Regions from separate parts of the Homo sapiens genome. Here region 1 is linked to region 2. A link is a loop called in an ENCODE intact Hi-C map of the cell type or tissue named here. Cell type or tissue: PC-9. All regions are shown on one strand.

Evidence for each region. Hi-C counts contacts between places; a loop is a spot of excess contacts. Peaks named below come from ENCODE experiments on the same cell type or tissue, not always from the same donor. Only the 100,000 strongest peaks of a DNase experiment are listed, where the experiment ranks them.
Region 1: a loop joins it to region 2, with 3.0 times the contacts of the local background. A loop is called at or near these places in 19 of 110 quality-filtered maps.

Annotation. Positions count from the first base shown.
Region 1 is chr14:101,971,301-101,973,800 of GRCh38, reverse strand. The region is part of intron 1 of DYNC1H1 (dynein cytoplasmic 1 heavy chain 1); the gene reads right to left. Among named protein-coding and RNA genes, the nearest start is that of DYNC1H1, 8.0 kb to the right of the region's middle. In PC-9, no CTCF peak of the experiment used is centred here; a DNase peak (open chromatin) is centred at 1,210; H3K4me3 peaks cover 1,876 bases; H3K27ac peaks cover 2,500 bases.
Region 2 is chr14:102,027,632-102,030,131 of GRCh38, reverse strand. DYNC1H1 (dynein cytoplasmic 1 heavy chain 1) reads right to left here. Exons shown (of 78, transcript NM_001376.5): 47 at 2,299-2,500; 48 at 1,991-2,195; 49 at 420-593; 50 at 194-313. Among named protein-coding and RNA genes, the nearest start is that of HSP90AA1, 58 kb to the left of the region's middle. RefSeq lists an enhancer at 1,611-2,500. In PC-9, CTCF peaks have their summits at 1,003 and 1,268; DNase peaks (open chromatin) are centred at 1,191 and 2,041; H3K4me3 peaks cover 1,157 bases; H3K27ac peaks cover 2,500 bases.

The DNA of each region.
Region 1 (2,500 bases), 56 kb after region 2:
ACAATGTCTTGCTCTGCCGCCCAGGCTGGAACGCAGTGGCTTCATCACACCTCACTGTAGTCTTGATCTTCTGGGTTCAAGAGATCCTCCTGCCTCAGCCTCCCAAAGAGCTGGGACCCCACGCTCATGCCACCACCTTCAGTGGATTTTTAAAACATTTTTTAGAGATGGGGTCTCTCTATGTTGCTCAGGCTGGTGTCAAACTCCTGGGGCTCAAGAGATCCTCATGCCTCGGCCTGGCACTACAGGCATGAGTCATTGCGCCCAACCCCTGCTTCCTTAGTTTTAAGATGAGACAAATACAAAATTCACACTAAAGAGTATAAAATATTAGTCTATCTGGCCAGGCGCGGTGGCTCATGCCTGTAATCTCAGCACTTTGGGAGGCCGAGGCGGGCAGATCACTTCAAGTCAGGAGTTCAATACCAGCCTGGCCAACATGGTGAAACCCTATACCTACTAAAAATTAAAAAAATTAGCTGGGTGTGGTGGTTGGCACCTGTAATTTCAGTTATTTGGGAGGTTGGGGTAAGAGAATTGCTTCAACCTGGGAGGTGGAGGTTGCAGTGAGCTGAGATTGATCTCAAAAAAAAAAAAAAAATTAGTGTATCTATCGAGAGACAATAATTCTTCCAAATTATTGTTTTGGGTATATTTGGATATAATTTTAGGAAGAGGAAGGAGTAGGCGGCAGAACATTCTAGTATGCCAGATACTTGCTATTTTTTAAAACGACTATTAAAAAAACTAAAGAAAGCAACCAATTTTTCTAACCACTCAAATGTAGCTAGACCACAAGAGAAATCACACTGCCTGAAAGCAGCCACACACGATTACAACCTGTAAAATGTAAGCATAGAGAATAAAGAACTATCTCCAAACTGAAACAGCTGTCAAAGTACTGCGATGATTTTCTCCCTCAATTTTCTGAATTTTCCATATTGTTCTACCATTTATATAAAATATGCCATCAAAATAACACCGAAACAATATACAGAAAATAAAATTAACATTCTATAATGATCAAAGGAAATCACTGACGCAACTAAAAATATGGCTTGTTAACTCTGAATCATTTCTACCCCCCATAAAGAGTCATCATTGATACAAATAAAATCACACAGAAATTGCGCAGTCCGGACACAGCATATGAGCATGTGGCCTACACTTCCTAATGCAAACCGGGTTAGGGGAACTAGGTGCCATTCCAAGAGATGAGTCACCGCTGTGTGGTGAGCGCTCCAGCTCTGCCCTGGGAATACTGCAATGCAGTAGAATGCTGCTTCAGCTCAGGAAGGCACACCCAATGACATAATCCTCAAACAACGATAATGCAAATAGATATTCCCTGCTGCTTTGCTAAATTCTAACTTCTCTTGATAATAACTTATGGAAGTCACTACGAACCAGTCACAGAAAACATCTTGGACTAGTCTTTCTGTGCATATTCCCTATAAAGACACGGATCAAACACAGTTGAGTATGTCTGACTCCCATTTACAGTCACACAATTTAGGACACTGTTTCAAAAACTGCCATCAAATAATAATCTGACATTCTACTTTTCTTTCTTTTTTTTTTTTTTAAATAGTTGTCCAGAGGAGGAAGGACACTTGATTATTAATTCTTAATAACAAAGAGGCTATTAGCCCTGTTATATTTATAAGCTTACTACAAACACAATCTGCACGTTTGATTAAGTAATACCACTTTCAGTAAAATTTGAATCCATTTCCTTATGCTTGGCAAAGTTACTAGTTAATACAAAGTTACTGTTAAAATGTAACAGACCAATACTGTACTATATGTCCATGCATTCAAAGAATCAAAGTACTGGGCCTGCTTCATGAGTTCCTTCCCTGCAAGCTATACTGACACACATTACAACAACTTGTGAACACTTCCTTGGTTAACTTTTGAGAGTTTATTGAATTTCTAGAGATGTTCAAAATGGCATTTAGCACTAACGTGTGTATACTTTTATTCAAAGACTAGTTTAATGTATTTCAAACTACTAGTAATTTGTATCATTAAACTATGAATTAGGTAAGCATTACATCTGTTTTATTTTTTTTGAGACAGGATCTCACTCTGTCACCCAGGCTGGAGTGCAGTGGTGCAATCACAGCTCATTGCAGCCTTGACCTCTCTGGGCTCAAGTGATTCTCCTACCTCAGCCTCCTGAGTAGCTGGGATACAGTTGTGCATCACCATGCCTGGCTAACTTTTGTATTTTTGTAGAGACAAGGTTTCTCCATGTTGCCCAGGCTGGTCTTGAACTCCTGAGCTCAAGTGATCTGCCTGCCTCAGCCTCCCAAAGTGTTGGGATTACAGGCGTGAGCCACTGCACCCAGCCAGCATTATGGCTTGTTTAATGGAATACAAAAACTATGCAATTTCAATTACCTTAAAAACTATACCACCCTCGACTGGGCCCAGTGGCTCATGCCTGTAATCCCAGTACTTTGAGGGGCCAAGGTGGGTGGATCACTCGAGCTCA
Region 2 (2,500 bases):
TAAGCATTGGTTAATTTGCTGACTAAATTCTAAACAACATTCTTCACTCTGCCAACACACACACACACACACACTCTCTCTCCCTCCCTCCCTCTCTCTAACCCTAAGACCCATTTGGAACTACATTTCCTACTCTCTCATTGGAGACTGAAAATGCTCAGTCCTTACAGGCCAGAATTCCCTGACACCATACCTTCTTCTTTTCAGCCTCCTGCTGGTCTTTCACCATCTTTTTCAGCTTGTCATTGGCTGCTGCATTCTTCACCTCCAGCTCTTGGCTCTTTATCCTCAAGTCACGACGCAGTTCTTCTACCTAAAGAGCAAAGCCCACACTCAGAGACGAGAAACATGCAGAAATTATATGGAAAGGGGTCCTCACTGCAGCTCACTCCCGTGAGGAATTTGTGCCTGTGACGCACCTGGTCGACTGTCTCTTTGATCTTCCTGAGCCCCACGTTCAAGTGCATCTGCTGCTCCTCCAGCTCGCTCCGCTTCTCGTGGAACAGGTTGGCATAGTGATTGATGAAGTCCAGGTAGTGGCGAGGGGTGATGGCCATCGTTCTGCCGCCTCGCTTTGCTAGCCGAGCATTCGCCTTTCAGAAAATAGTTACATCTTCTCACTCTTCAGGAAACTCTGTGACTTAACCTCAGAAAACAATTTTGGCCTTGGCAGATGGGTGTGACATGATAGAAGGAGCCTGGCCCTCGGGGCCAGAACACTCGAGTCGGGCCTCAGCTTAGCCACTTAGAGCTTTCGAGATACCCCTTACACTTCCAAACCTCTCTAAGCCCTTTAACTTCTCTAAACTGAGGATGGTGATTACACCAACTTTAGAGGTGTACTTATGTGAAAAGGCATCACAAATGTCAGTTACTATAGAAAGGTTAGCTAGCCTGCTTCCACCTTTTATTAGTAAGAAATGACAAGAAAGGGGCAAGGCAGGCCTGATGTGAGAAACTGCTCTGGTCCCTTGATTTCTGAAGCACAGCAAGATGATCAGACTACCAGGGGAAGCCAGGGCTGGACGACATTCCAAGGGCAATGGAGATGGCCTGCAGGGGCTGGGCAGCAGGACACCTACAAGCTCAGAGTGGATTTCACAAAGCTCTTCTGGGAGGGAGGAGTAGACTGAATTCTTCTATCACACAGAATCTACAGCAAGGATTAGCAAAACATGGTTAGCAGGCCAAGCCTTGCATTTTTCAGTAATGAGGTTTTACTGGCCACAGCCACACCCATTCATTTATATATGGTCTCTGGAGGCTTTTGCCCTACAATGGCAGCACTGAGTAGCTGTGCCCGAGACTACTCCACCTGTAAAGGTTAAAACATTTATGATCTGGCTCTTTAAAGAGAAAGCGTGCTGATTCCTGATCTAGAGGAAAGAGTAAGGGCCTGAACATACAGCAGCAGTGGGAGACAAAGGCAAAGGAGATCATTTTATCAGAGGCAGAGTCAGTGGGGGCACTAAAGTGTTAGACGGCTCCAGAATTTACAGCCCAGTGACAAGAATGAGATGTTACTAAAGAGGTAAGAGGTAAGAAACAAGTATTTCCTTTACAAATAACAGTACAATGTCAAACATGAAGTGCCCTAAGGTCTATTTATGTTGTTTTGAGTCTGGGTCTTGCTCTGTTGCCCAGGCTGGATTGCAGTGCCGTGATCTCAGCTCAATATAACCTCTGCCTCCTGGGCTTAAGTGATCCTCCCACCTCAGCTTCCTGAGTAGCTGGGACTATAGGTGCCCACCACCATGCCCGGCTAATTTTCTTTGTATTTTTTGTAGAGATGGGGTCTCGCCATGTTGCCCAGGCTGGTCTTGAACTCCTGGGTTCAAGTGATCCTCCCGCCTTGGCCTCCCAAAGTGCTGGGATTACAGGCATGAGTCACTGCACCTGGCCTTAAGGTCTATTTTTATAGCAATTTAGTTTTATATTAGCATGATGGTTAGTTTTGTGGTTTATCTGTTGATCTCAAAACTGAACCCACCTGGTGAAGAGTCTGATGAACAAACACACAGCTGTTCACAATGGCTTCCCGATGGGATGGTGGCTGCGGCAGCTTATCATACACAACTGGCATGTAATCAGGCACGATGTAATTTGGCTTCTCCAGATCCATCTTACTTGTGAATTCTTTGCCAACCTGATACAGTGCTTCGGTGGACCAGTCTCCAAACCAATTCAACACACACCTGAGAAAGAGGCCCATGTTTCAGGACAGCTATGAGGGGCAGGCTTTGTCCCTTGGAAGGACACCGACTTTCCTGACCCAGAGCCAAGTAAAGGCCCACGTACCTGTTGAAAAGTGCTGGTGATGTAGCTGCCCGGTCCTTGAGTCCCTCCGAGGACGGGTTCATGGTGAACACGACGTGGAGGTTGCGGATAACCTGGCTAGTGAACCACTTGTAGAGCTCCTCGTGCGAGTCCAGCATCAGGCCTTCCTTCTGTGCCCCCTCTTTGCACTGCGTCATCAAGGTGGCATACTCGTCTCCTTCAA